Regions from separate parts of the Homo sapiens genome. Here region 1 is linked to region 2. A link is an interaction called in ENCODE POLR2A ChIA-PET data of the cell type or tissue named here. Cell type or tissue: MCF 10A. All regions are shown on one strand. Links, peaks and the distances in the headings refer to the core of each region. The heading gives the core; the rest is flanking DNA. Region 1 overlaps C1orf116 (chromosome 1 open reading frame 116). Region 2 overlaps C4BPB (complement component 4 binding protein beta).

What was found. Peaks named below come from ENCODE experiments on the same cell type or tissue, not always from the same donor. Only the 100,000 strongest peaks of a DNase experiment are listed, where the experiment ranks them.
Region 1: POLR2A ChIA-PET joins it to region 2 with 5 read pairs; 3 of 35 experiments call an interaction of 5 or more read pairs at or near these places.

What each region holds. Positions count from the first base shown.
Region 1 is chr1:207,019,727-207,025,109 of GRCh38, reverse strand. It overlaps C1orf116 (chromosome 1 open reading frame 116), which reads left to right. Exons shown (of 4, transcript NM_023938.6): 3 at 46-223; 4 at 1,630-5,383. The coding sequence ends at 3,152. Among named protein-coding and RNA genes, the nearest start is that of C1orf116, 10 kb to the left of the region's middle. RefSeq lists an enhancer at 4,364-5,383. In MCF 10A, for the core only: no CTCF peak of the experiment used is centred there; DNase peaks (open chromatin) are centred at 2,759, 3,409 and 4,879.
Region 2 is chr1:207,090,645-207,095,978 of GRCh38, reverse strand. C4BPB (complement component 4 binding protein beta) reads right to left here. Exons shown (of 7, transcript NM_001017365.3): 4 at 4,159-4,335. Among named protein-coding and RNA genes, the nearest start is that of C4BPB, 4.5 kb to the right of the region's middle. In MCF 10A, for the core only: no CTCF peak of the experiment used is centred there; no DNase peak of the experiment used is centred there.

The DNA.
Region 1 (5,383 bases), core at 282-5,281, 71 kb after region 2:
TCCCCCCCGCCTCCCCGCCCCCGCCCCCAACCCCAAACCCAACAGAGTGATAGCAGCTACGACTTCCTGTCCACTGAAGAGAAGGAGTGTCTGCTCTTCCTGGAGGAGACCATTGGCTCACTGGACACGGAGGCTGACAGCGGACTGTCCACTGACGAGTCTGAGCCAGCCACAACTCCCAGAGGTTTCCGAGCACTGCCCATAACCCAACCCACTCCCCGGGGTAAGGCAGACCCTCTGGGGTGGAACCCCAGCAAAACCCAGAAAATCAATATGTCCCCTCCGGCCACTTTCTACCTCGCCTGCCCTCTACCCCAAGGGTCACAGGCAGAAGAAGGTGTAGCCACACTCCTCACCACTCTCCTGGCTAGAACAGAGCCTTGTCCCTGGAGGGAAGGAGGGACCCCTGGCAAGCCAGCTTCCTATGTCTGTCTATGAAGTATCAGAGCTCTAGAAGGGAAAGGGGTTTGACCAGCTCCCATTCTCCTGTGGAAAAATTCTAAAGAGATATGACCGCAGAGGCGGGGGAGGGAGTCAGGGAGGGCTGGGTGGTTGGCTCTGGAGAGACTGAGTCAGTCTAGAGAGCTAATCTGGGTGACACAGAGGACAAGGGTAGGAGAGATAAGGAGAAGGAAGGGCTCCCCAGCTGCAGTGGGAAGTACCTCAAGGCCCTCGTTAGAGAGCGTGGAAAGCCAGTGGTATTCAGGCTCAGCAGAAGGGGAACAAAACAACACACAAGTGTGGCCATGACTGTGGGGCCACATGTCCCAGGGTGTGAGAAACCTTTTACTCCTGAGGACAGTCCCGCTGGTATTGGGGCTGCAGTTTTGTGTTGTTTCATTTAGCAAATATTTATTAACAAGTAGTTAGACCTTCCCTGGAGCTAGAGCTATAAATGGGGACGTAGGGCTTTCCTGCTCCATGAGGCTGATTCACTGGCCCAGGGGGCCTGATGTACCTGCCTAGCTCACTGGAAGGAAAGGAGTCACTTTCTGGTGTGGGGACACTATGGCTATTACAGAATTATCCACATGCTCATAGAAAGTGCAAGTAGAAGGCAGAAGCCTGGTTGAATCAAGAGCAAATCACTTATTCAGAGGCTTGCATTGGGCTCAGTTATCTGGGAGGCCCAAAATAGCTAGAAGGAACTGTCCCAAATTTATCTCCAACCCTGGTGCCTCTGTAGAAAACTGGGGAGAGGTCAAGTCAATAACTTAGAGCAATCAGGGGTCACTCTCTTGCCGCCCATCATGAAAAATTAATTCTCAGTCAAAAAAAGATATGCTATTATTATTTGTAGAAATGGGGGTCTCTTATGTTGCCCTGGTTGGTCTCGAACTCTTGGGCTCAAATGATCCACTTGCTTTGGCCTCCCAAAGTGCTGGGATTACAGGCATGAGACACTGCGCCTGGCCCTGGATCTGCTATTACTGATCTATTAGTCTAAATGATATCCAGACAAAAGTGCTGCTCTTGTAAAAGCAAAGAAAACAAGGCAAAATAAAACCCATTCATTGCTAGTTTGGGATCAGAGTTCAGGAAGTCATTGCTTTCCCCTCTGCAGCAGGGCCCTCACCTCTGTCCACTCTTTTTCTGTCCACTCTTTTATGTTCTTTCTGACCCTCACAGGAGGTCCAGAGGAGACCATCACTCAGCAAGGACGAACGCCAAGGACAGTAACTGAGTCCAGCTCATCCCACCCTCCTGAGCCCCAGGGCCTAGGCCTCAGGTCTGGCTCCTACAGCCTCCCTAGGAATATCCACATTGCCAGAAGCCAGAACTTCAGGAAAAGCACCACCCAGGCTAGCAGTCACAACCCTGGAGAACCGGGGAGGCTTGCGCCAGAGCCTGAGAAAGAACAGGTCAGCCAGAGCAGCCAACCCAGGCAGGCACCTGCCAGCCCCCAGGAGGCTGCCCTTGACTTGGACGTGGTGCTCATCCCTCCGCCAGAAGCTTTCCGGGACACCCAGCCAGAGCAGTGTAGGGAAGCCAGCCTGCCCGAGGGGCCAGGACAGCAGGGCCACACACCCCAGCTCCACACACCATCCAGCTCCCAGGAAAGAGAGCAGACTCCTTCAGAAGCCATGTCCCAAAAAGCCAAGGAAACAGTCTCAACCAGGTACACACAACCCCAGCCTCCTCCTGCAGGGTTGCCTCAGAATGCAAGAGCTGAAGATGCTCCCCTCTCATCAGGGGAGGACCCAAACAGCCGACTAGCTCCCCTCACAACCCCTAAGCCCCGGAAGCTGCCACCTAATATTGTTCTGAAGAGCAGCCGAAGCAGTTTCCACAGTGACCCCCAGCACTGGCTGTCCCGCCACACTGAGGCTGCCCCTGGAGATTCTGGCCTGATCTCCTGTTCACTGCAAGAGCAGAGAAAAGCACGTAAAGAAGCTCTAGAGAAGCTGGGGCTACCCCAGGATCAAGATGAGCCTGGACTCCACTTAAGTAAGCCCACCAGCTCCATCAGACCCAAGGAGACACGGGCCCAGCATCTGTCCCCAGCTCCAGGTCTGGCTCAGCCTGCAGCTCCAGCCCAGGCCTCAGCAGCTATTCCTGCTGCTGGGAAGGCTCTGGCTCAAGCTCCGGCTCCAGCTCCAGGTCCAGCTCAGGGACCTTTGCCAATGAAGTCTCCAGCTCCAGGCAATGTTGCAGCTAGCAAATCTATGCCAATTTCTATCCCTAAGGCCCCAAGGGCAAACAGTGCCCTGACTCCACCGAAGCCAGAGTCAGGGCTGACTCTCCAGGAGAGCAACACCCCTGGCCTGAGACAGATGAACTTCAAGTCCAACACTCTGGAGCGCTCAGGCGTGGGACTGAGCAGCTACCTTTCAACTGAGAAAGATGCCAGCCCCAAAACCAGCACTTCTCTGGGAAAGGGCTCCTTCTTGGACAAGATCTCGCCCAGTGTCTTACGTAATTCTCGGCCCCGCCCGGCCTCCCTGGGCACGGGGAAAGATTTTGCAGGTATCCAGGTAGGCAAGCTGGCTGACCTGGAGCAGGAGCAGAGCTCCAAGCGCCTGTCCTACCAAGGACAGAGCCGTGACAAGCTTCCTCGCCCCCCCTGTGTCAGTGTCAAGATCTCCCCAAAGGGTGTCCCCAATGAACACAGAAGGGAGGCCCTGAAGAAGCTGGGACTGTTGAAGGAGTAGACTCTGCGACCAGTACAGACCCTGTCCTGGCTGAACAAGAAGAGACACATGCTCCACTTGGGAGCCTTTGCCACCACGCAACTCAGGGCTCAAGATGAATGGGAGGGAGAGATTTGAGTCCAAGCATACATTTATATTCAGTGTTGTGCCATTGAGTTCCCATGTGGATCATTCTGAAGGTGATCTCCACAAGAGGGTGTGTGTGTGTGTGTTTGGTGTGTGTGTGGAGGGGGGGCCGCTGGATACATCACTGAAGCTATTGATATAACACAATGAGTCACTGTTCAGAATTTTGCTCTTGTTAGATGTTTTCTTACATTGGGTAGAGTCCAGCCTAGTGAGAGCTGAGTGAAGGGGCTGGCCATGCCTGAGACAAAAAGTCAAATGAGACAATGGACGTGTCAATGACTTGAAAAAAAGTCACATCCAGCAAATGCAGGGTCACATGAAATATGGGCCTCCTGGAATCCCTACAGTGGATGGAGACTGGCTCATACCTTGCCAGATCCCTCTCTCAGTTCCAGCCTTCTGGACAAGGCCTGGGCTAAGAGGAGCTGATTCGTTATCTCTTCACCCACTGCCCTCTCAGTATCACCAGTCCCAAAGACAGGATACGTCCCTGTAACCCAATCTCTCGGTTGATTGATAGCAGAACAGCTCTTGTTGGTCTGAGAAGGCAGGATAAGTGACCACATATTTATGCCACTACCTCCACCAGGGAGAGTCCTTCTCCACAGGCTTGATAAATTCAATCACCAACTGTGCTGTCGTCCCTGACTCTGCTACTCCCGTTCTTCCTGCTTTCCTGCTCCGTATCTCAGTCTGCACTGACCCCAGGGCTGGGCTGACATCAAGATGGGAGCCCAGCCCACGGGCTTTATAAACACCCAAGAACCGTTTCAGATCTTCTCTGTGCTGATGCAGGTAGTTTTAAATTTTTCTCAGTTCCAGTGATAGAAAACCCACACAATACATCCTCTGCCAGTCTTAATAGAATATCAGAGGTAAGAGGGGCCTCAGAGAAGCTCTGACGCAGTGCTGCTGGGGAAGGGAAGTGACTAACCCCGGGTCAGCCTGCCATTTAGGGAAAGAGCTGAGGTTCTTACCCTTGTTGCATGCTGCCACCTCTCCTTAGCCAGTGCTCTTGTACATCCACACAGCACCCTAAGGAGCCATAGTCACCATCAAAGACTCAACCCTAAGGCCCTTCAAGATCTCAAAGTGCCTTCTGAAGCATCAGAGATTAAATATTGTTCAAACTAATAGTTATTGCTGTGGCTTTTAATTTTATCTTTGGAAGATAGCTATATGGTAACTCATCATTAACCAGAACACCTCTCCCCTCAAATTCCGTGACCAAGTTGTGCAGCTTGAGCAAATGCCGAAAGAGGGTATTATGGGTGGGTGGTGTGGGCTTGCAAATACAAGCTTGGAGGTGAGACATGGCCAGACATGACTCCTGCTTCCCCTTAGGAAGTAAATCTTACTTATGGTTGTGAACTGCTTGGAGTCCAGGATGCCCAGATGTGAGGGGCAGATGAAGGGAATGTTGCTGGAAAGGTGCCTTTTAAGGCTGCTGAGAATTTCTGGACTGTGTCCTGATGGACGCAGCACCATCAAAGCCCAGAATTTCTGAAAACGGTGACAAGGTTAACATAAGGACAACAAATACTCCACCCTGTCATGGTATGTGAGGTGTGGGTGTGGCGGTTTCTGTGTACGTTTGCTCATACACGCACATCCAAAAGCCTGTGCCTCATTCCTGGCCATGGGTGAGGACTTGGTCTGTCACGGCTGATGAGGACTCCCACAACCGGCCAAGTTATGTCTTATTATACACCCCCAGAAAGAGAGAAAGCTGCCTTCTGGAGGACTGATTCCACATGCTATATTCAGCTGAGTTGATTTCTGTGTCTATTTCAACCCATAACCTGAAGAATGATCACCTTATTCCTTATTCATTAATTTTCTTGATTAATAGGGAAACTTGGGAATAGCTATAAAGTAAAACTTGGGTGGAACCTGGGGCCCTGGCATCACACAAGTGTGATTAGGATGGTCAAGGTCATCAGGAGTACAGCCTATTATATTCCCACATCCTGAGAAAGGTCATTTCTCCCACACACGACAAAGTCACAGACATCCTGCACCTGCCACTAGGCATCCTCATCCTACTGACATGCCCATTTCTCCAGTTTTCTTAATCTGAGACTCCCTTCCCTTGTTTTTTA
Region 2 (5,334 bases), core at 335-5,334:
AGGAAACATGGTGCTGGCATCTGCTCGGCTTCTGGGGAGGCCTCGGAAAACTTACAATCATGGCAGAAGGCAAAGGGGGAGGGAGGCATCTCACATAACAGGTGCAGGAACGAGAGAGGGAGGAGGCGTTACACACTTTTAAACAACCAGATCTCATGAGAACTCACTCGCTGTCATGAGGACAGTACCTAGGGAGATGGTGCTAGACCATTCATGAGAAATCCACCCGCATGATCCAGTCACCTCCCACCAAGCACCACCTCCAACACTGGAGATTACAATTCAATATGAGATTTGAGCAGGAACACACATCCAAACTATATCAAAGAGAGTATCAGAAAAAGGGGAGAAGGTGGGAGCAGTGGCTCACACCTGTAATCCCAGCACTTTGGGAGGCTGAAGGGGGTGGATCACCTGAGGTCAGGAATTTGAGACCAGCCTGGCCAACATGGTGAAACCCAGTCTCTACTAAAAATACAAAAATTAGCCCAGCGTGGGTGCGCACCTGTAATCCCAGCTACTTGGGAGGCTGAGGCATGAGAACTGCTTGAACCTGGGAGGTGGAGGTTGCAGTGAGCCAAGATTCTGCCACTGCACTCCAGCCTGGGAAACAGAGCAAGACTCTGTCTCAAAAGAAAAAGAAATAGGGGAGAACATGGCTGGAAGGGAAGAGGACGAGTCTGTGGAACTGTGGAAAGAAAGCAGGATGACGTGTTAGGAGTTGTGAGTCTTGATACTGGCTCTTCCACTAGCTATGTAGCACTAAAGCCATTTTGCTCCTCTTGGCTTCCTTCCTAATATTATCAGATAAGCAGGTTAAATAATATCATCTCTAAGGTCCCAGTCAGCTCTGAGACCACAGGACACTAAACATGTCGATCAAAAATAGTGGCTAACAATGATTATGTGGGTGTATATTTACTGAAACATAAAAATCTTCTAAACAAATGGTTGAGTAAAAACAGCAGATGATGAAAGAGCATGTATAATATTATTTTTGTAAATCATGGTTACACATACATAAGCACAGGAAAAAAGTATGGAAAGTTATATGCCAAAATACTTAATGCCCTTATCCTTAGATGGCTTGTATGTAATTGGTTTCGTCTTTTATTTTCTATATTTTTCTACAACAAAGGTGTATTAATATTACTTATGCAGTTAATACACTGTAATTTTTTAAAGCTCAGAGACTGAGCTCAAAGGCTGAATAGAGGAAAGCAAGAAGAATTTCCAGGAGTTGTTTGGGGGATTCCAGTCCACCAGAGTTCTGGTAACTTTTATGAGTACAATTTTGAACGGAAGGAGATGATGTGGTAAACAGAATAAACAGAAAGAATCTGGTTTATTCAGAAACCTAGGGAGCTCATCCTAGATTTAGATAATGAAGTGACATAAAAAGACAGGGATCCTGTGGTTAAGAGCTAGGATAGAAACTACTGAATTAAAAGAGAGTAAACCAGAAAATGTTTGGAAGAAATAAGGAAATACTTTAAACTTGTGTCAAGCTAATGACATAAAATGCTATTATATGCATGTAATTTAACTGTATATATAATAGTATGTATGCAAGTTTTAAATAACCCCAAATTCCCTCATGTAAGAGCATATATAGTTTGTGCTCTTAAACTGCCTGTCTTTATTATTTCTTTTTCATTTTTTTTTTTTTAGAGACAGGCCTCACTGTGTTGTCTAGGCTGGCCTCAAATTTCTGGACTCAAGCTATCCTCCTGCCTTAGCTTCCCAAGTAGCTGGGACTGCAGGTATGCACTGCCACGCCTGGCTTTTATTATTTTAGTAGCTACTGCCAAAATACATCCAAATAGTGATAGCACTTTACACTCTCACTGACGTAAATGGCTATTTCCTCAGGTCATGAATAGTATTAAATTAAATCCATCTTTTCATTTTTTGCTAATCTGATCAGTAAAAGATGTATATCTAATTTTAATTTCCAGTTCTATAATCATTTGTAATGTTCAATATCCTTTCATATAATCAGGAGATAGAAGTGCTGTTTAGGGCCATTATTTTGGAATTGCCTGTCCTTACCCAACTGCTTATTTTCTATTGGGTTGTTTTTTTCCTTACTGATCTCTAGGGGATCTTTGTTTATTAAAAACATTAACTCTTTAACCATCAAATATGTTGCAAATACTTTATTCAATATGATGTCTTTTAGTATGTAGAAGTTTTTCTTTTAAAAATTTAATTAAATCTGCCCATTTTCTTCCTTTATGACTTCCTGAGTTTTATGAAACTGCTTAGGAAGGCTTTCCCCATCCCAATGTAATAAATATATTATCTCATGTTTTCTTTTAATGATTTAATAATTTTGCTTTCTATAGTTATATATTTAAAATCCATTTGGAATGTATTATGAATATGGTGTGAGCTAGAGCCCTAACTTTGTCTTCTTCCAAATAGATAATTATTCCATCACTATTGAATAGACTTTTCCTCCTGACTTAATCTGTTCTACTTATATGTACCTATACTTTGCTATTTTAATGATATATAATTTGTAGTACCTACAGTTTGCCATATTGTGCTCATAGTAACTTTGTAGTATTTTTTACTATCTAATACGGCAAGTATTCCTTTCCCTTTGATCCAGTCAAATGTATACATCATTCATCATTTTCCCAAAAATATTTACAATGTTAGATGTGTATCCTACTGGATGAGATTCTTTAATTAATGTTTTTTTCATATTTTTGAATTTAAAATCCTGGGAGGCATTGCACTGTAATAGTAAGTCTGCCCATCCAGGATCATGCATGTCTTTTCTTTCATTCAAGTCTTATTTTATATCTTTCAGTAAATTTTCATATAGATCTTGTGAATCGAATTATTTTTACATTTCAAATTCAACTAACAATTATTAATAGAAAATGAAAACATTGATTTTTTTCAATATTTATTTTGTGTCCAAGTATATATTAAATATTTTAGTAGACTTTCTTGGATATTTGAAGTATATTCTGCAAATAATAGCATCCTGTGATCCAGCAATCATTTTAGGAATCTATCCTATAGAAATAGCAATGTAGTAGCCTGGTGCGGTGGCTCACGCCTGTAATCCCAGCACTTTAGGAGGCCGAGGTGGGTGGATCACGAGATCAGGAGTTCAAGACCAGTCTGGCCAAGATGGTGAAACCCCGTCTCTACTAAAAATACAAAAATTAGCTGGGCGTGGTGGCAGGCACCTGTAACCCAGCTACTCGGGAGGCTGAGGCAGCAGAATCGCTAGAACCTGGGCAGCAGAGGTTGCAGTGAGCCGAGATCACACCACTGCACTCCAGCCTGGGCAATAGAGTAAGACTCCATCTCAAAAAAAAAAAAAAAAGAAAGAAAGAAATAACAACGTAGACATAAGAATATGTGTGTGTATAAAATATTCATTTCAGCATTGTTCCAAATATAAAAAATATTAAAATAATATGGGAGCCATATAATAAATTATGACATACACATATGCAGTTATTAAATAGCGGGCAATAGAGCTACATGGACTGGTGTAGGAAAGTGGCCATGTATATAGTTACATGAAAAAAAGCAATTTAAAAATATGTATAGCAAGTCCCTTTTCTATAGGTATATTTATATATATACATACACACAAAATGGCATTTAATGCTTATTTAATTTAAATATTTTATTTGTGTGTGTTTGTTTTAAATGTCTGTATAAACATAAGAAAAAGTCATGAAATAAACACACCCAATTTACTAACTCTGAGAGATATGAATTGTAGTGATAGAAAGAGGGTCTTTAGCCTCTTGTAGATAATTTTGCAATAGATGAGTTATGATCTTTTTCCCGTTTTGTGTTTACTTTTCAAACAAAGTCACTGTCTTGAAATTAAGAAATAAAATAGTCGATGCTCCAAACTACCCTACATTACACCTAGTAGGACAGGACCCCTATCTGAGAAGGAAAAATGTGTGCTTTGGATGCTGTTCATTGCAATGGAATGTATTCTCTTGAGGTGAGATTTGGTTCTGTGAGCTCCACTTGTTTCATGGCTGTCTGCTAGATCTTAAGCCTGTCTCTGATACAAAAAAAGAGAAAAGCATCCCAGGGATGTGGCAAATGTCTAAGTTTAGACTACTAATCAGTATTTTGGGGATCCTTGATGGTTTCTCTTGTACTTACTACTTTTGCAGATGGGAAAGGGAGGTGCCCAGGTGTGGTCCTCTAGACACTGGCTCCGATTGCTGCCCTTGAGGATGTAGTGGTCATTGCACATAAACGTGATTTTGTCACTTACATTCACAGGCCCTGAAGAACTGAACTCTCCATTCACCAGCACAGGATCAGGACAGTGGCCCACTGAAGAAGAAAATAAGCAATAAGCTGAAAGGGCAAAGCTGAAGCCCAACACAGCAAAGGCCAGACCTCCTCAGTCTTCAGTGAGAAAACAGCAAATTAGAGTTAATACTGCACATTTTTAATTGAGTGAAGTACATGGTACTACCATATCAATGCAGAATGAAAAAAAGAGGAGATTGACCTAAGTACAGCCCAAAAGAGCTTTGTCATGCACAAGAACAACATGAATTGGCAACTGAAAGTAATTAATCACGTAACTGAAAGTTACCAATCGTATGTTTATTGTACTGTTATATTAAGCATGGCTCAAAATAGTGAGACTATGTTTGAAGCAAGTATTTCCTTCCCTTTCAACCAGCCAAATATACACTTACTTAGCATTTTTTATTTTGTTGTGCTTTTTCCCATGGCATGGAAAAAAACAGGAGAGAATGCACAGGGATATATGAGTTTGGTTATATGAATGAAGGATAATAATATCGGTGTGCTCTACTCTAGGTATACAAGAGAACTAATGCAACTATTCTTTAAAAAATAATAGTAATAAATAGGATATGGATTAATTATTCCCCATCTCCACAGAGGATACCAGAAATGAGTTTTGTGACCTTGAGCAAGTCAGCTGGATCTCAATTATCACATTGGTAAACTGAGAATACAAACTATTCCCAGTTCAAAAGTTATATGATAGGTGAAATAAAATGATACAATGCACTTACTTCAAAATAATAAAGAGGATATACATGAAACAAGATTATCATGTGTGGATAATTGATGAAATTATGTGATGAGTCTATATGAGTGAATTTGACTCTTCTGTCGTTTGTATACATTTTAAATTTTCCATAACATAAACATTTTTAAAGCAATATAAGGTTAAACAAATTATAGCAAAAAAAAATTAGTTCTAATATCTGGAAGAAATTATTTCTTTCCCATAGAGGGAATTGATTCTGTTAATTCAACTGAATTAATACTGATCAAGATCTGATCATAGAG